Regions from separate parts of the Mus musculus genome. Here region 1 is linked to region 2. Evidence: chromatin loops called from intact Hi-C (ENCODE). Cell type or tissue: left cerebral cortex. All regions are shown on one strand. Links, peaks and the distances in the headings refer to the core of each region. The heading gives the core; the rest is flanking DNA.

What was found. Hi-C counts contacts between places; a loop is a spot of excess contacts. Peaks named below come from ENCODE experiments on the same cell type or tissue, not always from the same donor. Only the 100,000 strongest peaks of a DNase experiment are listed, where the experiment ranks them.
Region 1: a loop joins it to region 2, with 10 times the contacts of the local background. A loop is called at or near these places in 13 of 42 quality-filtered maps.

Annotation. Positions count from the first base shown.
Region 1 is chr2:26,347,417-26,357,931 of GRCm38, reverse strand. It overlaps Dnlz (DNL-type zinc finger), which reads left to right and starts at 5,822. Exons shown (of 3, transcript NM_026828.3): 1 at 5,822-6,159; 2 at 6,458-6,597; 3 at 7,374-9,814. The coding sequence starts at 5,920. The coding sequence ends at 7,527. Card9 (caspase recruitment domain family, member 9) reads left to right here. Exons shown (of 13, transcript NM_001037747.3): 4 at 1-221; 5 at 288-467; 6 at 604-747; 7 at 1,049-1,174; 8 at 2,408-2,599; 9 at 3,061-3,102; 10 at 3,527-3,575; 11 at 4,918-4,991; 12 at 5,371-5,447; 13 at 5,521-5,745. The coding sequence ends at 5,620. Gpsm1 (G-protein signalling modulator 1 (AGS3-like, C. elegans)) reads right to left here. Exons shown (of 14, transcript NM_153410.5): 14 at 9,695-10,515. In left cerebral cortex, for the core only: CTCF peaks have their summits at 5,576 and 5,775 (motif pointing right); DNase peaks (open chromatin) are centred at 5,823 and 6,298; H3K4me3 peaks cover 2,741 bases; H3K27ac peaks cover 2,403 bases.
Region 2 is chr2:26,294,513-26,305,027 of GRCm38, reverse strand. It overlaps Gm35807 (a long non-coding RNA gene), which reads right to left and starts at 10,321. Exons shown (of 3, transcript XR_374168.4): 1 at 8,653-10,321; 2 at 4,919-6,099; 3 at 2,984-3,254. Ccdc187 (coiled-coil domain containing 187) reads left to right here and starts at 10,471. Exons shown (of 10, transcript NM_177841.3): 1 at 10,471-10,515. In left cerebral cortex, for the core only: a CTCF peak has its summit at 4,046 (motif pointing left); DNase peaks (open chromatin) are centred at 4,049, 4,815, 5,557 and 5,958; H3K27ac peaks cover 1,906 bases.

The DNA.
Region 1 (10,515 bases), core at 4,126-8,125, 51 kb before region 2:
TTCTGAGCTCCAAGGACGACTTCATCAAGGAGCTGAGGGTAAAGGACAGCCTACTGCGCAAGCACCAGGAGCGGGTGCAGCGGCTCAAGGAGGAGTGTGAGCTGAGCAGTGCGGAGCTGAAGCGCTGCAAGGACGAGAACTATGAGCTGGCCATGTGCCTGGCACATCTGAGTGAAGAGAAGGGCGCAGCACTCATGCGGAACCGTGACCTGCAGCTTGAGGTAATCACTTTCTCCACCTGCAGGGGGTGGCCTGGAGGAGGCTGCAGCTGACTGGGCCACCCACAGGTGGACCGGCTCAGGCACAGCCTCATGAAGGCCGAGGATGACTGCAAGGTGGAGCGCAAACACACACTGAAGCTCAGGCACGCCATGGAGCAGCGGCCTAGTCAGGAGCTGCTGTGGGAACTACAGCAGGAAAAGGACTTGCTGCAGGCCCGGGTGCAGGAGCTGCAGGTCTCTGTGCAGGTAGGGAGACCCACCAGTGCACATCAGGCCTCATGCCTGCAGGGGCTTGAAGCTGGGCACACCAGATGGTACAACTGCAGTGGCCGTGCCATTGTGGGCCTCCTCAGCCAGGCTTGTTGCCTTCTGACACCTCCAGGAGGGTAAGCTAGACAGGAATAGTCCATACATTCAAGTGCTGGAGGAGGACTGGCGTCAAGCACTGCAGGAACACCAGAAGCAGGTCAGCACCATCTTCTCCCTACGGAAGGACCTCCGCCAGGCTGAGACCCTCCGGGCCCGGGTGAGAGACCAGGGCAGACAAGCAATGCCCACTGGGATCCTGGATGGTGGGGTCTGGGACCTGGCTCACTGTCAATTCGTACAGTACACAGTAGTGCCGTGTCACCCTTTGGGCTTACAGTGTGACCAATGGTGGCTGAGGCCATGGTCTTAGACTAGGTTAGTCTTGGATTAGATTGGACTGGAACTCCAGTGCCTTCCTCATTATCCCAGACCTTGTGTGCCCTGGAGCTGTTGCTCTGAGTCCAGCCCAGGGGGAGGAGGAGGGAGGGGAGGGTGAGGCTGAGTGGTGCTTCCTGTAGTGCACGGAAGAAAAGGAGATGTTCGAGCTGCAGTGCCTGGCCTTGCGCAAGGATGCCAAGATGTACAAGGACCGTATCGAGGCTATCCTGCTGCAGATGGAGGAGGTCTCCATTGAGAGGGACCAGGTAGGTGCCACACTTGTGTTCAGAAACGGAGAACCAGGAGTGTTGGGGTATTGGTGCGGCAGACACTGGAGCAGTAGTCAAAGTGTTTTGTTTTGTTTTGTTTTTTTTATTTATGCTCAGGGTAACTTGGCAGTGTTGGAAGACAGAACCCGGGACTGCTTGTACAAATGCATCAAAGTCTACCTTATTCAAAGGAGGAGCTTATGCGGGAGGAGAACACAGCAGTCCCTGTGGTGGGGGTGGGGGTGGGGTAAGGAGGTGGGAGACTTCAGTAGGGAGAGGAAGCTGCTAGGTGCATAGGCTGTGGGTAGGGAGCATTTGGTACAAGAACCTGTGGTGGCTCCCGGGCAGAGGCAGTAGTAGCAACTCACACCTGCAATCCCAGCAGTTGGAGGTTGAGACAAAATAATTACTGTGAATTTAAGGGCAGCCTGATTTACCATGAATTCCAAGCCAGTTTGGGGTCCAATGTGAGACCCTGTCTCAAAAAGCCACCACTAACAATAACAAAAGCGGTAGCAGCTGAGCCATGTTTGGTAGTACATGGCAGTCCCAGCATGCTGGTCCCCGGATTTAGAGGTAAAGACAGGAGAGTCAGAGATTCAAGGCCAACCTCAGCTAACAGTAAATAGGAGGCCACCTTGGGATAATGAAACTGTCTTCCAAGAAACAAAAGAAAAAAACCTTTGTGTTCATTTAAGAACAGCCATGAATCCTGGTTTGTTTGTTTTTTTTTTTGTTTGTTTGTTTTTGTTTTGTTTTTTAATGTCAAGCTGCATCCAGAATTTATAAAATATGTCACATAGGTGGGACAGAAACACCCACTGGCTATCTGCTGGGGATGTAGGACTTCTCAGTTGGGCTTCCTATGAACTACTGAGCATTAATCACGGGTTTTTTTGGCTGCTTCTCTGAAGTGTTTTGTTTTGTTGTCTGAGACAGTGTCTCATGTAATCCAATCTTGCCTTCAACTCAATATATGTGCAAAGATGGCCTTAAACTATTGATCCCACTTCTGCCTCCCCAGTGCTAAGAATCTGGTCATTTCCAACTCCGCCCAGGGTTTGTTCATGTACACTGAGAGCCCTGACTGCTTTGAGAATCCCTCCAGTTCAGCAGTTCCAGCCATACACCAGGGTGGTTGATGTCCAGCCAGGACCTGAACTGCCAAATGAGAGCCAAGAGCATCAACCAGGTCCTTTGCTGAGGGTGTGCCCTCTGCTATTCCTACAGGCTATGGCCTCCAGGGAAGAGCTGCATGCACAGTGTACCCAAAGCTTTCAGGACAAAGATAAGCTTCGAAAGCTGGTTCGAGAGCTGGGTGAGAAGGCAGATGAGCTGCAGCTACAGCTGTTCCAGACGGAGAGCCGATTACTGGCCGCCGAGGGCAGACTCAAGCAGCAGCAATTGGACATGCTCATCCTGGTAGGCCTCTGTGTCTGCTGTCGCCAGGGTGGGCTGGGCAGTGAGAGAGCTGGGGAGGATGTGAAGTCAAGGCAGGATTCCAAGAGGAACCATCAGCCTGGAAGCAGCCCTATCACTAACCTGCCATGACTGCTGCCCTGCTTGTGGCCTCGGAAAATGCCTGGCCTTCCTAAATCCCAGTTTTCCTCATTAGAGCTCTTCATGGCGAAGTGACAGCCACAGATGTAACTCAAGGTTATCCACACCACTCCAATGACTGCAGCCTTGACCAAGGAGTAACCTTCAGGTGGCTTGGAGTGTAGTGTTAAGAAAGACATATTCTGGGCATATCTAGAAACATGTGCAGGGCCTCCCTAGAGGATGGAGCCTGGATGGGGCTCTTACCATGCCCTACACACCCCATACCCAGGTGCTTGGAACCCCTACAGCCCACTGACCAACTCCCTTTTCTGTGGCCACAGAGCTCTGACTTGGAAGACAGTTCACCCAGGAACTCCCAGGAGGTGAGTGTGGACATAGAGTGGTCCTTCCCTGGCCTTCAACCTCTACCTGACCTCACACTCATCTCCCACATGGTCCTGTCCCCTTAAACTGGGCTGTCCCTTTTCTCTCATTTTGGGTTGGATTCAGGGAAGAGTGCTGGCCAAACTCTAAGCTGTTGCTGTGAGCGAAGTGAGAAGTGAGTCATAGACTAATGTCCCATATCCTGGCCTCTCAGGACAAGAGCTTCATGCTAGGGTTTCCTTTGCCTGTTGGCCTGACTGGGACGGAGTCCCTGAGAATCTCTGTGCAGAGGGGTGATAGTGATGGCTGTGTCAACTGAGGAGCTGGAGTCAAGCGGGCAGTGGGCTGGGCCACACTTAGTACAGGAAGGGCAATGGTGGCTTGTAGCATGGTCTAACTGGGTGGCGTGTCTCTGTTTGGAAGCTCTCACTGCCTCAGGATCTGGAGGAGGATGCCCAGCTCTCAGACAAAGGTGAGGATACCGTGTACTATCAGAGGCATGTAGGCTGCAGTCTCCTGGCCTCCCTAACCCTGGCCCATCCTCAGCACGTAAAGCTGTGTCACTTACTTTGTCTCAGAATTCACACCACTCCAGCCAAGGATGATACTCCCCAAGGCAAGGAGAGTCAATGGTGAAGGGCAGAACTCTTAGACTAACACACCCGGAGAATAAGGAATCTGATTTGAATGTGGGACTTAGGTCTCAGGGTCTGTGGCTCAGAGGACAGTGATTGTGGAGGCCCCATCCCTCATAGGCCCATCTTTCCCCACTAGCCTTCCTCCTGCAGGGGGAGATACTAGCCAGTACCCAGGTGTGCTCAATGAGGAGGGGAGGAATAGAGCTACGGACAGGGCCACAAGCAAGGAGCTGGGGGTTGTGCTATCCACAGCAGGCTGACAGGCGGGACCCTCCTCTGATCTAATAGCTGGGGGGTGGCAGCTGGGGCAGCTGAGGGTGGGTGGCGAGAGGGTCTGGCGCAGGGAGGAGCCCAGGGAGCTTTCGTGACAAGTCAGACAGACTTCCTCAGCTCAGCCTTACCCCAGGCTCTAACCAAAGGCAAAAGGGGAACAAGAGGTGTAGATGGAGAAGCACGGGTCACCCACTGCAGCCCCCAAGACCCAACCTGAGGTCACTGAGCTCCATGTGGGCACACAAGGAGAAGGATGCAAGAGCAGCCAGCTCCCTTGAAGGCATGCCAACAGTTAGGCACAACGAAAATGAGAGGGGAAGGGGGCAGGGCTGCTGGGACGGGGTTGTTCTCACACCCTGAGCCCTCCTTGGATATAATTGTTTCTTGATGTTCATAGCCTTCCCTGCACATCTTCTACCTAGAGGCTTGAGCCTTGGTTTGCCCAGGACCTGGGGCATGCTGGCTCTGGCTACCTGGAATGATTATTCTTCTAATTAATATGGTGTACTTGCACTAACCCAGGCCCCCGATGCCCTGAGCTCTCCACTGAGGCTGCCCCCACACCACCCATGGGAACCACTAGACACAAAAATGTTGCCAAGCTAAAAGGGACATGGACTGGGGCATGCATTCGCAAATAATCATGGGGACCTGGAGTCTTTCCTAGCCATCTGTCCTTGTGTTTGGTGACAGTCAGCTTGGGCGGTATGGGTGACTGATGGTAGGAGCCCTGTTGATGTAGCAGTCAAGGGCTCAGCCTGTTTCTGTGAAATGCAGTCCCCACTGGACTCATGCAAAGGTCCCAGCCCGTAAGGCTGACCTAGGCTAATGCTAGTTGGGCTGTTTGCAGAGGGAGGTGGCCATACCAGATGGGGCCCCCATAAGCACAGATCTTCCTTTCAGGTGTACTGGCAGACAGGGAGAGCCCAGAGCAGCCCTTTATGGCTCTGAACAAGGAGCATCTTTCACTGACCCATGTAAGGCTGATTGGGGTTCCCAAGAGCCCTGGTTACTACATGGCTGATCCTGGGGAGGAGGGTGACGCCACTGGACAGCTGGGGATCACAAGGTCTTTGGTAGTGTATGGGTAGGATGTAACATTTGGATAGTGGGGTGGTTGGACAGGGGAGGGGACAATGTAAGGACACCCATACTGCTGTTCACTGCAAAGAAGTCTTCCACTCACCTGGCTACAAAGGGGTTGTCACCCCACGCTCAGTCATCTCGGAGTCCAGCAGACCCCACGGCCAGCTAGCTATGCTCCACACCTGCTGGAGTCCCAGGGCTGCCGTGGTAAGGCCACGGTGTCCAGCTGCCCGCCCCGTTGTCCAGCTGCCGGCCCCGTTCCTTCTCTAGGGCATGGGGCCCAGCAGCAGCGAGCCCCCGGAGAAGGAGCGGCGGCGCCTCAAGGAGAGCTTCGAGAACTACCGCAGGTGTGGGGCGGCGGGCAGGACGGCTGGCGGGTGGGACACCTGTGCCTACCTGCTCACACTGCGGGCCCCACAGGAAGCGGGCGCTCCGCAAGATGCAGAACAGCTGGCGGCAGGGAGAAGGGGATCGCGGGAATACGACAGGCAGCGACAACACCGACACCGAGGGCTCCTAGCGAACCGCGCCGAGGCTGAGCATCTGTGGAATTGTGAAAGGATGCTGCGGTTTTTTTTTTTTTTTTTTTTTTTTTACTGTATTAGAATTAGAAAATGCAACTAAATAAAATAATCACCGAGCTGAGCCTGTTGGTTGGATATGCAAGCGGGGCGACACCAGGGGGCAACAGAAAGCAGTGCACCGGTGGCGGATGGAAGCCGAAGAGGGCCGCTTCCGGCCGCTGCGCCCGTTACCAAAATGGTCGACGCAGCTTCACGGGGCGGTGCAAGAAAAGGTGGCTAAGGATTCGCAGGCGGGATGTTGCGGACAGCGCTGAGCCGCATGCCGACACTACTTCGTAGTGTGCGGACCCGGGATTCCGGACCGCGGCGGCTTTGGGATTTGGGGGCTCGCCTAAAGACCGCGGAGAGACTTCGGGGCTGGGCCTGGGGCTGGGCCTCGGGCTGGCGGAGCTCGAGCTCCGCGCCGGGATCAGGGCGTGCGGCGGCGCTGGGGCGCGTGGAAGCGGACCACTATCAACTCGTCTACACCTGCAAGGTGGGCGCTGTCGGCAACACCTGGTGCTGGCTGGTTTCCTGTTGGTGTAGGGTCCTGGCAGAAACGTGGAAGTATCCTTCGGACCAGGGAGGAGGCGGAGTCTTTACAAATGGCTGGGTGGGAATGAGGCACAGGGCCTTCTAGGTTGGGTTATCAGGAGACAGGCGTCTAGAAATGACGCCGTCGCCTAGGTGGGATCATCAGAGAAAGGGTTGAGGCTGTCCCTCGGGATGGAGTTAGACCTTGGGAGAGACTTTCCTGTGTATGCCTTGCCTGACCACCTCTCTAACCCAGCTAGGTCTGTGGGACTCGGTCATCCAAGCGCATCTCAAAGTTGGCCTATCACCAGGGCGTGGTCATCGTGACTTGCCCTGGTTGCCAGAACCACCACATCATCGCAGACAACCTAAGCTGGTTCTCTGACCTGAAGGGGAAGAGGTGAGGCCAGCTGGGAGGGGTAGGAGACAGTAAGATTGTGGCCCTGTGTGAGCCTGGATCCATTGCCTGGATCTCTCTACCTGGACAGCCCAGCTTCCACGTGGACCTGGAAGCAGTTGAATTTGAACTTCAGATGAACCATGAATGGCCCCAAATATGGCAAACTAGTTCTATGGCTCTACCTCTGTCACTGCCTGACCTCTGATCTCGCCAGGGGCCTTATCAATCTCTAGTGGAGGCTTTTTGTCCTCTGCCAACTCAGGGCAGATGGAAGGGTATGTGTCAGATTATGGACTGGGGCAGCCTTCAGTGGTGTTCCCACTTTTGGGAGAGCAGTGGGGAGGGCCAGGAGTCAGTTTGGAGGCTGTGCCTGATGCCTTCTTAATGTTCTATGAGGAGGGATCAGTGGCAGGAGTAAGGGCAGAGCCACAGAGGAGATAGCCTGTGATAAGTGTGCAGGCCTTGGGTCTCTAGGGTTCGCCTCTTAGACCTGGACTGCAGAGAAATCTCAGCTCTGATATGTAGGGACAAGACTGAAATGCAGGGATGGGTGTTACCTGGTGAGAGGCAGGGCCACGGCCCTTGGTGGTACACTGTACGAGAGAGATGGCTTCTGAGGACTTGTTAACAGATACATTTGGTGAAGGTGCCATTAGGTGCCTGCAAGGTACTGGTGTCACTTGGATGCTGGGACAAGTGTTCCAGGCCCAAGATGACCATGGGATGCCCTTGAGGGAGCCCAGAGTAAGGCTGATGCTGCTCTTACTGTCTTGCAGGAATATTGAAGAGATCCTAGCAGCCAGAGGAGAGGAGGTACGCCGAGTGTCTGGTGACGGTGCCCTGGAACTGATTCTGGAGGCTGCTGTACCCCCTGACACCCCAGAAGGGGATGAGGATCCCCCCAACCCTGGCAAGATGGGACAGAGCTGATCTGCATACTCCTACAGCTGCAGACTCCAGTCTTCCCAAAAGTCGCTCCCTTCACTTGGAGCCTCACAAGCCTGCTGCTGTTCCTTGTCAGTAAAAAGCCATCACCTCCAGGCACCGGGCCTGGGCTCCTGTTTTTCTCTTGTGAAGTCAGAACAACTCTGTGGCTGTAGGAGCCCAGCCTCATGCCCACCCATGATAGCCACAGTGGTGGCTTCGGGGGTGGCTTTGTCCCAGTGCAGTCGGTCTCCTTCTTAAGTAGGGCTGGATCTGGTCTTGAGTTAGGCTCGTGGCCTCAGGTGGTTTTTTGTTCCTCAGAGCTCTTTACTTCTTCCTTCTATATGACCTGCCTCCACCCCCACCCCACCCCCAGCCCTGGTGGCTTCTGTTGTTGAGCTAGTGTCCAGCCCAGCCCTGAGGTTTGGTTTCTGTAGCAGAACTGGCTGCTCTGGGTGGCCGCCGAGGAGCAGAGCGCTGCTCAGAGGCTTAGGGGAGTGATCCAGGCAGAGGCACACCACACACACACACACACACACACACACACACACACACCACACCACCCATGAGCTGCCTGCACCTCTCAATCCTCCTGTCTTGAGGTCCAAGAGGAGATGCATGGAAGTGATGAGGGCCGTATCATGCTTGCCTTGTGTGTGCTTCATCTCCTAACTTGGTTTGACATGCCTTTGGGATAGTCTTGTGTTTAGGAAGTCAAGCAGATGCACAAACAGGCTTTTTGTGGGAGTTTCTGGGCCCTGTGACCTTCAACATCTGGCAGGGGGGATCCTGGGACAGGGGGTGGAGAAGGCAGTTGACACGGACACAATGCTTCCCTGGCTCCTGGGACCCCAGCTAGTGATTAGCAGTTCACTCTGGGCCCTGGGAGGCCGGGTGCACTTGCAGTCTGTGCCTTCCCTCGATTACCCCCTGTCCTTCCCTCAGCAAACACCCTGCTATTATCCCCACCCTAGCCTCCTGTGCCATTTGTACAAACTGTCACATCCTGGAGGAAGAGCCAGCCTCCGACTCCAGCCTGCTCCCTGTGGAGGACACCGAGGTCAGAGGAGCCGATTGCCTTGCTTGTGGGCCTTCAAGTCAGGAACCAGTGGAGCCTGGCTGGGCTGCCTCGTCCTCAGGTGTCTGGGCCAGAGTTGTCGGAGGCCTGGGGCTGGCTAGACCTGACAGTACAGAGCTGGATCTAGCGTATCTCCTCTAGATGGGAAGCCCATGATTTGGACTTACCTCCTGTGTGTGTGTGCCTTCTGCCTGTTGCTGCTCCAGAGCCTCCTTCCCAGGGAGGGTCTCCTGTGCATCAGGATTTCACTTGAAGCTTCACTTTCCACATAGTCCATTCTTGCAGAGTCCATACCTCACCGTGTTCTGCAGACTCACCACGGGCCACAGTTCCCAATCATGTGGCCAGGTTCCTGACAGCCTGGAATTGTTCTGACTAGTTTAGTTCTCCATTCCTTCCTCCCTTTCAGTGGAGACTAAGTAAAGTACCACCCCAACATCACAGCACCTCTTGGCCAGACCAGCGTGACTCCTGTGGGGTGGCTTGGCTCTCTCAATACATCCCCTTCCCATGGCAGCCATCTCTGGCAGCTGGCCTCCCGGCACCTGAGCAATTTCAGCCTGCCCAGAAGCGTGGCTGCCTCTAGAGCAACCACAGTGCTCTAGACGATAGAGAATTCTCTAGGCTATTTTACTGGTCTTAGCTATGTTCTGCTACCCTTGGCCCATCAGGACACTCCCCAAAGGGCCCAATCAGGATCTGAGTTACATGGGGTGCTGCCCACTACATGAACATTGAAGACAAGTTCCTCTGTGGCTTAGATTGGCATAATCCAGCGCTTGTAATGGGAACTGCTAAGACATAGGAAGCTCTGGGGCTGGGTCCAATCCAGTCGGGGGCGGGGAGGCTGCTTGGAAGGGCTAGTCCTGAGTGTTTACCAATGTACTGTGACATCCCTGGCTTCTGTTTCCTGTCTCTGGAAAGTCAGCATAATGGAGAACAGCAGAGAAAGCAGCAGTAGCGGCTCTGGCCCCGCCTCTCACTGTCGCATGCAGCAGAGACATGCTGCATGATCTCAGGGGCCTTGTACACTGCACTGGGTAAGCCAATACCATGTCCTGGGAAGGCTGACACAAATTCCAACAGAAGCCACACTCACTTGGCAGACTTTTATTTTTGGGTAAAACAAAACAAATGTACCTCTCGGGTCAGAAAGGACCCATGAACAACATGGCAAACACATGTAAGCAATAAATACGCATGTACATTCAAGTATGCGGGGCGGCCACCATGTCCCGCCCGAGACCCTGTGCTCTAGTATCTGTTTCTGCTCTCAGAGTGATGTTGCCTCTCCCTCTCAGAAGTTGGGTCCTCAGTTTCCCTTGCCCTGGCCCTCTGGGTAAGAGGCCCTGGGTTAGACAGTTGTACAGAGCCCTCCAGTAGGGCTACCTATAGGACTTGTAGGCAAGAACTAGGACCACGGTCCCGAAGGGTCTGTCTCATGGATGCCCCGGCAGTTCTGGCTGAGTCTCCACCCCAACTACAGTGCCCTGTGTCCAATTAAGATATGGACCCCTCCTTGGGGAGAAAGCCAAGATATCATCTCCCTAGTAATAGAAGGTAGATGCTCACTAAGAGGACTGAAGGATCTAGTTGAGAGGATCCCTCATGAACGTCCACTACCAGCCAGAGCTCAGCACTCCTAGTACAAGACCCTATGCTTGGAGACCTGCCTCTCCCCTCTGCCAGGGGCAAGCTCCATCTTTCCTCAAAGGCCAAGTGCAAGGCTGGGGACTACCAGGTCAGGGTGTCTGGACTTTGTAGCTGCCAATCTCCCTCAGCAGGGTTGGGCACAGCCAGGCCAGGATAGTGCCTGCCCTGGGGTCGTGAGGCAGATCAGAGTGTACCTCCTTCATAGCCATCCCAGGACCAGCTGGGGGACAGAAGATGCCTTAGCACTGTAGCCCCCACCAGAA
Region 2 (10,515 bases), core at 2,266-6,265:
AGCAGACAGACATGGTGCTGGAGGATTTGTAAGCTCTACATTCAGACCAGCAGGCAACAGGAAGAGAATACCACAGTGGGTGTGGCTTGATCATCTGAGGCCTCAACGCCTCACTGGGTGACAAACTTTCTCCAATAAGACCACACCTACTCCAACAAGGCCACACCTCCTAATAGTACCACTCCCTATGGGTTTAAGAGGGCCATTTTTATTTAAACCACCACAGTGGGATTTGCCTCTGTAGGCTCCCTCTAAGCCCTCACCACAGTCATGCCATGATTCCTACCTCAAAGAGCAACCATGAGTACTTACACTATGAGTAAGCCAACTGCCAAGGATGCCCAGGGAGGGATTAGCCATCTTCATGACTTCATGGTTAGATCTTTTGGTCCCTGCCCTTAGGTATGACATTTACAACATGGCTTTTGGCAGAAAAGTATTTCCTCTGTTATGTTAGGGTCCTCTCATCTTCACCATTGAATGTACACACTTGTTAGAAATGCTAAGGTCCTGATGATTGCCATCCATGTGACCTCTATAAATTTTACACAGGCTTCCCCCAACCCTTTTTTTGAGACAGGGTCTTACATTGTGGGCTAGAACCTACTATGCAGATCAGACATGGCCTTGAGATTGCAGCAATCTTCTTGCTTTGTCTCCCAAGGGCTGGGATTACAAGTGTGTACCACAAAGTCCAGCTTTCCTGGACTTTGGATCTATATATGCTTTAGACTTCTCAAAAACATCCTAGGTGCTGGAAGACCACATAAGATGCCTTCACTTCTCAGAATTCTATACCTAGCCAAACTAACTTCTCTAATGCTCTAATGGAGAATGGGACAAAGACCTCAGAAGAGTTTCTGTTCTCATGAAGGAAGCCACTAGCAGAATATGTTCCACTAATCCTAAAGAGGCCAACTAGAAAGAAGAGAAGGGGAAAAGGGAGTAGCAGGCGCTTTCTGGGAAGTATGGGGACTTCCAGGACAAGTAGGATAATAAGATCTGGAGGTGCTATGTCTGGGGTAGAGGACTACAATTCAGTGTGGAACAAATCAGAAGATTCTGTAGTATTGGAAGCCCTGTGAGCCCAACACCCTGAGGACTTTGGAATTTGTCCCTTCTGGCTTAGAGCAGGTGAGTGTAGGGATGGGAGAGCAAAAGCAGACTTGGGGAAGACAGTTAAGGACAACCATTATGGAAATGGGTAACTGGGTGGGTGCTGGACATGGCTGTTTCCTTGACGCTCAATGACAATCATCATGTAAAACAGTAATGCTGTGACCCATAGGAGACTTTGATCCGGTCATAGAAATGAACTAAACAGTATAGTTAGTTAGTAGGTCTATGGTGATCAGGACAGAGGAGGGCCACAAGGCCTTCACCTCAGACTCAGGCTACCACTCCCTCCCTCTGAGGCCGCACGTGGTCTTGTAGGTTAGGATAACTCAAGATGGGCCTCCTTGGAGGTACACCTGCTCACAAGTTACTCCCACTTCTAAAATTAAGCTCAGTAAATTCATTTGTTTCCAAACTGGACTTTCTGGGATCTTTCTTTGATCTGTTGAAGCCTTAAAGTCATATAAGCACATGAACTGCCCTGGAATCAAAGCATCATCAGAGAAGATGCCTAGAGCCTCTTGACTCTTTCTGCTTAGGAGAAGAAGGTATTGACTGTTGTGTAGAGAGTCAGGTTCATGCCTGCTCCAGCCTGGCTTCTTATTCCCCACAGGGACAGCCATGTTCCCAGAGCTGCCAATCAGAGACAAAACAGCAGAGACAGGTGGCTAGGCCAAGAAGAAACTGCCAGGAACCAGAGTGGGAGAGTCTGGCTAGAGTCTCCAGAGCCATACGATGGGGAGTTCTTTTAAAACTTGGGAGACCAACTAATTTGGTCATATTACCTGTCAATGAAAAGAAATAACTTTTGTGGGGCTGGACACATGGCTCAGTTGGTTAGAAGCACTGTTGCTCTAGCAGAGGTTCTGAGTTCTATTCCCGATACTCACATAATGACTCACAACCATTCATTCATAACTCCAGTTTTAAGGGATCCAACAGGCAGACATGTGGTTTACATACATGTATGGATGTAAAAATTTCATACGCATAAACAAAAAATAAATCTTAAAAAACCCCTCTTGTTTTTCTTTTGAACTTGAAGCCCTCTGACTTTGGCAAAGATCTGTATGGTCTCACTCCTTACCTGTCCAATGCCTGTGACATGGAAACACCCATTGGACAACTCCAGCATTGTACTCAAGTATTCAGCAACCCAGTTGCAAAGCTGGCATGTTGTACAACAGTTTCCTCCTAGATTGAAACATTCCATCCTGTAGGAATCACCTTAAACATGAAGGCAAACAACTCAAAATAGCTTCAGGAAGTCCCTGAAACTAACCAGATTCACTAGGCCCTCTTCCTGCTAGAGAAAGCAACAAAAGCTAAGAAGCCCTCTTAGAGGACCCAAGCTGTAAAGACTTGAGGCCCGTGCAGCTGCTTGGAAGAGGTGTAAACTGAGTCACTTTCCAACCTGTTGAGCTGCCTGCAGACTCTAAGGCTTCCCAGCTTTGTGAGCAGTCACGAGTGGTGCGGTGGGCCTTGGTGATACAGCTGTCTTTGAGTCATTTCTGCTCCTATAAATAACCCCTCATGTAAATAACAACGAATAAAACCCGTTGTTCCCTAAGCTGGACTTTGGTGATGGCCGTACTTTGGTCTGACATGGGACATATGTGTTTCATCTTTCCACTCTAGAGAACATTTTGTCACTTGCATGGTATAAAGGCCATCACTTTCGGGAAGTGAGGCCGGAGCCAAGGCCGCACTGCAGATGAGCCTCAGTGACACAGGGTGAGGATGTTGCTGCTGGTGGGGTATGACCCAGGGTCTCTCTCAGGAATTTCGGTACCTCACAGATTGACCTTTGTCTTAGTTGGGGTTTCTATTGCTGTGATGAAACACCATGACCAAAAGCAACTTGGGGAGAGAAGGGTTTATTTGGCTCGAATATCCTGAATCACAGTCCTTTAAAGGAAGCCAAGGCAGGAACTCAAACTGGGTGGGAACCTGGAGGCAGGAGCTGGTGCAGAGGCTGTGGAAAGTCTGCTTGCTGGGCTGGTGCAGAGGCCATGGAAGTTCTGTTTGCTGGCTTGCTGCTTGCTGACTTGCTGCTCCCATGATTTGCTCACTTTGATTTCTTTTAGACCCAGGACTTTCTTTTCCCAGGGGTTACCCTGGGCCCGTGTGTCAAATTGCTGTAAAAAACCTCCAGCTCAGCCTCTGTGCTTAGCCTTGGGTCAGATGCATCCAAGTCTTGGCCCCCACTGAGAATATAGATGATGACTGGGCTGACCCTTTGCAGGTCCCCAGAACTCCAGACTACAGAAGCCACCCTCCCAGGATTGCCTGCCTAGGGCAGGAGCCACCTTGAGTGTGGTCTTGCGGCAGACGGAGGGGCTATGCCTAGGACAGCATTGAGTTCTCTACCCAAGGGCCCAGGGACGAGTCCCTACCTGCCTCACTGCCGTGGTTCTACTAAGGGACAAGGAGTGCCCTGTGCATCCCAGGAGCAAGGCTATCTTCCAATCTTTGCCCCAAACCATATTTTCTTGAATACCTAAGGGAATTTCTTTCTTTTTTTCTTAGTTCCTTTCCTTTCCTTTCCTTTCCTTTCCTTTCCTTTCCTTTCCTTTTCTTTCCTTTTCTTTCCTCTCTCTCTCTCTCTCTCTCTCTCTCTCTCTCTCTCTCTCTCTCTCTCTCTCTCTCTCTCTCTCTCTTTTTCTTTCTTTTTGAGACAGGATTTCTCTGTGTAGCCCTGGCTGTCCTGGAACTGCCTCGAACCCAGAGATCCACCTGCCTCTCTCTCCCAAGTGCTGGGATTATGGCCACCACCACCCTGCTCCCAGCTGAGGAATTTCCTGATTAAAAAAAAAATTTTTTTTTTCTGAAGTGCTTTTTGGGTGGGAGGGGTGCTCTGTGTCCTTTGGTGGCATCTGCAATTGGAGAACTCCACAAACAGTTTGGGGAGAGGGCACCACCTGCTGGCGTCACTGGAAGTTGCAGGTGGAGAGAACCTTCACCAGGCTGCTGTCTGGTGTCCAAGGAACAGGGAAAGGAAATCAGACTAACAGCGTAGTCTTGCACATTAGCACCCCAGTGGAAAGGTCAAGTGTCACAGCATGTGCGACTTAAAGTGGCAGGGTTTGGGCAGGGCCTGAGCCCAGCATCCTGCTATTCCAACAGCCTCCTGTCACTGTCCCAAGGACACCCACTCCAGCTACAATAGCGGCTCTGCAGGCTTTGAATTTGGTATTACCAGAGGGACCTTGTGCCATATCTAACTGTTTACCCACATAAAAAGTTCCCTGGCTTCTCTCCAGGGCTTGGCTCTTCTGCCTGAGTCCGTGTTTCAGAAGCTGCCTGTTGGCATTCTGGGATCCTGCAGGCTTTCAAGTGGCCGGGCTGCTGCTGCGGAGTCAAGAGCTAGGAGTATGCCTGCAGCAGGCAGCATGAAGCAACCATGAGCTGAGTCAGCGCCAGGACCTGGGGAGAGCTCTGGACCAGGGGAGCAGAGAGGGTGGAGGTGCCTCAGTGGTGTGCACAAACCCTTCCTTGCTTAGTTCAACCTCTCAGTCTTTCCTCACCTTCAGGGGCCAGGTTTACCCTGCTGTACTCTGCCTATAAGCCCACATGGGGCAGCTGCCTATAAGCCCACATGGGGCAGCTGCACAGATAAGGCCCCTGGCACTCAGCCTCCCAGGTGCTAAGCAGGGATTGGGGGGAGGAGCCAGGTTTCTCTGGCAACCCTTGCACAAGTCTGCCTCCCTCACTGACTCCAGCCCTGGGTTCTCAGATACCCACCCACACTCCTGCTCCCAGGCGCTTGCCCTTCCCAGCTGCCCTTCCAGTGAGTGAGTACCTGGGAGAGGGTGGCACCAGATCCTTGCCCAGTCTCCTGCAATTCTTTAGGGGAAGGGGCAAGATTCAGCAGCATGGTAAGGGAGAGGGTGGCACTGGAGAGGTGGACAGGAGAAGAGTTAGGCTTCTTAGCTTTGTTGGAGTTGGAGCCATCTTGTCCTCCGTCCTGCAGGTTGCCCATCACTGGCCTCAGGGCCCACTGTTAGGAGTCCCCTGCACTAGATTTTGGTGTCCGTTGGAGGGCTGTAGGCACTGCCACTTGGCTAATAGTCCCGCTGGAATGCCTCTTGCCCCTGGAGGGGGTGTCTGTGTTAAGGGCTAAGACAGCTGTGGAACCCCAGAGCTGGTGCTTATCAGATCCCCGTTCTGAACCCTTCAGAGAGGGGTGCCCACGGGCTCCTTTCGGATGGATGTTCCCTGGCCAGGAGCTGGCATATTGCAAGCCCCTAGGAGCAGAGCTCTGAGGGCTTCAGGTTCCAGGAGGTTGTACGGAGGTGGATCTCTGCTCTTCCTTTTATGGCTATGGTGACAGAGGTTCTCTCATGGCTTTCGGCAAGGAGCCAGAGCTTAGTGGTATGCTGGCAAGGGTCTGAATGCCCCAGGTGGTGGCCTATTAAGAACCGTTGTCCACAGAAACCGGACTACCAGAGCCTATTCAGCAGGGATTGCTGTTGTTGGCTATGGAAGGTGGCGCTGAGGGACAATAGAAAGGGCTGGCAGGCCCTGTTGAGGCTTGCACTAGTAATGGGGGTTTCTTCTTGTTGCCTTCACTCTGACAGCATGGGTCCCTGGTCCTGCTGGGGACCTTAGTGGGGCAAGGACAGTGTCTCCCAAGGTTTATTGGGTTGTTGTGTCACAGTTTTTGGTTCTTAGCAGAGGGAGGAGCTTTGCAGGAACTGAACTGTAGGAGTGGGCTGGAGGGGCACTCCTTGCATCTGTGCCTGCATTTCCTGCCACCTCCTCTGAGGAGAAGACAGGCATTTGTCCGATCCACATCTCTGTTTCATCTCCATCCTTTCAGCATATGCATCTGCCTCCCTGCATGGTACCATCCTTCCCAAATCGCTTCTATTGTGTTGGGCATGCTTGCATCTGCCACCTCTGTGAGGCCATTGTTTCCTGGGGCTCAGATCAGCCTGAGGCATCAGTTAGCTTCCCTGGAGAGCAGACAGTTGGAATCGGCTGTGGGGATAGAAAGATGGGCAACCAAATCAAAACCTGTAGCCACAGAGCTGGCTGGACCTGCGTAGCAGGTGTGTGTGTGTGTGTGTGTGTGTGTGTGTGTGTGTGTGTGTTTCTGTGTGCTATGTGTATGGTGTGTATATTGTGTGTCATGGAAGAGATTGGTGCTTTGTATCAGGGTGTACCTGCCATCTGCTGGTTATTCCCAGCTCTGACCTGCTTTGGTCCGGGGAGACCAGGATGCTTTTGTTAGAAGCCAGAGACTCTGCTCCTTTTCCTGGCTGTCAGTATTATGGTGTGTTCAGGGCAGGGCTGTGGCAGCTGGGGATGCTGATCAGGCTGCAGTCTGGGCGGTCTTGTTGGCGGTTGGGTGCCATGCCAACGTGAGGACGCCAGACCTGAGTCACTGTTGCTGTGGAATACACTGCGATACCATGCTACTGTGATGGGTGTGGTGCCCTGCTCCCCTCACGCTTTGCTGACTGCCCTAGCCTGCTCTGGGATTTGCTTTTCCAGGGAGGAGGGGGTGAGAAATAAACAATGGGGCTAATTAGAATCATTGCAGGCTTCAGAAGGAAGCCCCTCCCCACGCTGCCACTGCCCACCCAGACTGCAGCCTAAATATAGCATATGCCGTTGGCTGAAGCCTGCATGGGGCTGAGGGGAGGTGCCTATTGGCTATGCTGCGGGGTAACTGTCACTCATAGCTGTACCTAGGTGGTCCATAGAAGAACTGGACAGTGGTCTGGGTTCTGGCATGCATAGACAGACAGACAGACAGACAGACAGACAGACAGGCAAAAATTCTAAGCCCAGCTAGGTGAGCACCTTGTAATCTATGCAATGCTGACCTCCCAGGAGCCCTGCTAAGACTCTGCCCACTCTACTAAGGAGCAGACTAAGGCCCAGGACTCTAAATGAACTTGCCTGAGGCCACTGACCAGAGACCTCTTTCTGCTGGACAGACGGCATGTGACTATTCTGCTGGATTTTCCTCCTATCCTTTTCCTGATAACAAGCTGTCCCTTAGGTGAAATTCTGCACGGTCCCAAGGACCCTCAGGTGGCTGCTGCTGCTGCTGCTGCTGGCTGCAGGGGTATGGTGAATTGTAGAGAGGATTTGGTATTCTGGATATGACCCTGCCAGGACCTTAGACATGTGACTTGGTTCCTCTGGTCAGTGGGCATTATAGAGCTGTCAAGGTCAGAGCCATCAGTGGCTAAGATAGTCCCCAGCCTTTCAGGGGTCTCTGTGAATGCTATGAAAGGGACGTGGCCAGAGCTAGCTGCTAGCAAGGCTGTGCACGTCCCTGAGGAGTCCTGCCCTTTGAGGATGGCAGAGGGAAGCTGGCAGGTACAGCCAGTGTGGTATCAGTGTGGGACCCCTGGTCACACAGTAGGATGGTAGAGGGGAGGTACCCTCCCGAGAGAGGTGAAGGAGGAGGCAGGGTGAGTGGGGGCCTGTGTGGCCTCTAGAGCTAAGCTGCTGCTTTATACCTGTGGAGACAGAGAGGATGGTAGGTTGGTAAGTGTCAGGAGCCCAGGAGCAGGGTGCTGAGGGGCTCAGACCTCCAGAGCCTTGTAGTGAGCTTCCAGGTTGGCTGAGATGCTGCTGGCAGTTAAGTGCAGGCCTGGCCTGAATGGGGCATGTGTGCTCTTTTTCCTGGGCTATGGTCTGCCCAGAGGCCATGAAGCCTTGCTCCTAACTACCCTGTGGCAGACACACAGTACAGAGTTCTGTCATGCCAGCTGCTGTGGCAGTCCTAGGGCAGGGTGGGCAGTCTGCAGGTTTTATCCTGCCGTGGTCTGGGTATCAGCAGAGGTTTATGAGGTGCAGCTGAGGCCTCTGGTGAGCCTGGACTGTGAGAAGGATGTAGCAGCCATCTTCACTGAGCCATTGTATGCCAACGCTGAAAGAGACTAGGAAGGGCAGAGTGCCAAGCCTGTGGGGTAGCATGGGACACACAGAAGGATAGGAACTCCCAGCCTGAAGGATGGTGGCAGCAGACAGGGTGTGTGGGAGCCAGTCTGCAGGCTGCTGCTGCTGCTTTGCATCCTGGGTATTATTTTTCTGCTCACAGGGCTTTTGTTGTAATAACTCAGTTCAGAGCGACAGCCACGTACTGGCTCTGGCTAATCTGTTTTGTTTATGGTGTGGCTTTTTTTTTTCCAGACAAGTCATGCCTCAGTTGGTGGAGACAGCTCGGCCCCAGCTCGGCCCCTAAGCAGCTTCCTGTGGGTGGGAAGCAGGGTTGCTAGCCAGTGAGGAAATTCTGTCTCCCCTTCTCAGAAGCACCCTGTTCCTTGCCACTAGGAGAACATTAACAGGACTTCATCAGCTCCTTTGTGCCAAAGGTAACTGTTATTCAAGGTTGTTTGTTGTGTGACAAAATGTTTCCTAGGGAGATGCAACATTCTCCTTCTACTCACTCCAGATAGACAGACCATGTCAGACTCATGCCAGACAAAAGTAGGGATTCCACCAAGTCCAACTTGGTGAAGCAGTGAGTTTTATTGAAGTTAGTTACAGGAAAATGGATGAAGGGTTACTTACAGGAGCAGAAATGACTCAGACAGCTGCACGACCAAGGTCCACCCCGGCATGGGTGACAGTTCACAGTGCTGGGAATCTGTACAGTCTGCAGGCAGCTCAACAGGTCGGAGAGTATCCTCTGGTCTAAAACTCTTCTAGGCTGCTCGACTGGTTTCTGCTTCTCCCAGAAAGTTGGTCTGGTTTCAGTAGGCAAGAGTGACTCTCCGCAGTCTTTATTACCACTGAGTAAATCTGGTCAGTTTCAGGGACTTCCTGAAGCTATTGTGAGTTGTTCACCTCCTTGTTTTAGGAGCTTCCCTTTAGTTTGGAATGTTTTAATCTTGAAGGAAACCATTTCACAATAAAGGTCCAAACCCTGAGAGTTTGGATAGCCCTGGCACCGCAGGGGTGACCCCTATCTTGCAGGCAGCAGGTGGGAGACAGGCTAGCAAAGGCCACCAAGGATGTTCCCAGGAGGATCTATGGAACAGAGAATTCTGAAGCAGAGCTCTCTTAAGACCCTAGAGTTGGGTGATCCAGCTTCCTCATGTCTTGACTTGGGCTAGAATGCAGCAGTCTGGTATAAGCCTAGCTGACTGTCTTGTCCTAGGAGGTACATGCCATCCCTTGGAGCACGGGGATCTAGGCCTTTGTGTTTTCTAGACAACAAACTATACTTGATGCTGTCCTAAAGTTCACTTACAGAGACCACTGGTGCCATTAGGGAACATATGAGTGGGATCTGCTCCAGGGCCATGGGAGTAGATGAGGCCCAGCAGGGCTGATCTAGGCTAGGGCAGTCAACTATTGCCAATAGGAACACACGCATAAGTTCACCTGGGCCCCTAGGTGGCAGAGCTCACCTCCCACATCCTCCTGCCTCAGCAAAGTCAGATCCCCGTCATGGGCATGCTGCCCATTTCCCTAAGGTTAGCTCTGCAGACCTGCCCCAGGGACAGTCAATTGGAAGGCCTCCTCTCCCTCAGTCTTGGGGAAAGTGGTAGATAGAAAAGTTGGCACCAGATGTGCCCAGGATACTGGAACTTGACTCTGGACCCTACCTATTCGGTACTAGAATGTTCTGGCTATGAGGGAGAGCCTAGGAGTTGGTGGCATGAAAGTAGTCTCCTCTCACACTCAGGAGGTCTGTCCTTGGGTTATTGTCTCCAGGGATTCATGTCCCTTCCCTAGATCAGACCCTTTAGAAACAGTCTCAAGAATGAAGGCTAGCTAGCTCAGTGGTAAGAGCTAACATATATAACATATACAAGCCCTGCAAACCATCTCTAGTGCCATTAAGGAAAAGAAAAATCAAGTCTTGGGTTTTCATCATGCTGCCTAGTCTTCTGTTCTTTGGAAATGCTTCGGAAGAAAAGCTTCAAGCTAAGCAGGGTTCTGTTCACACCTTCGCTTCCCAGCCAACAGGGGAGAGGCAAGACAGCAGAGGGTTTATGGGGTGTTCACAGTCCTCAGGGTGGGGTGTGGTCTCTCCTGTCCAAGGTTAGCCTTAGACTGGGATTAGAGCTGGGATTTGAGTCTTTTGTCCTTGGAACTGTGCTGACCACAGGGCTTACTGACCAGAATCCCAATCTTCCCATCATATCGACTTCCAGAAGTCTCTGTTGGGTGTGTGCTCCCTAGAGTGTCAGGGGCAGCTGTCTGCTAGCTAGAGCCATGAGTAGGAGTTGAAGCCACAGGCTAACACTCAGTGACACGGGGTTATTATGCTGTCATGGGCCACCTGGAATTCTCTCCCACCCCATGACAAACAGCTCACCAGGAAATCCCACAGCCATTGTCTACCCAAGGCTAGTTAACTCATTGTCCCTACCCTCCTTCAATGACTGTCCTGAGCATCAGGGGACCCACACTGGACAATACCCA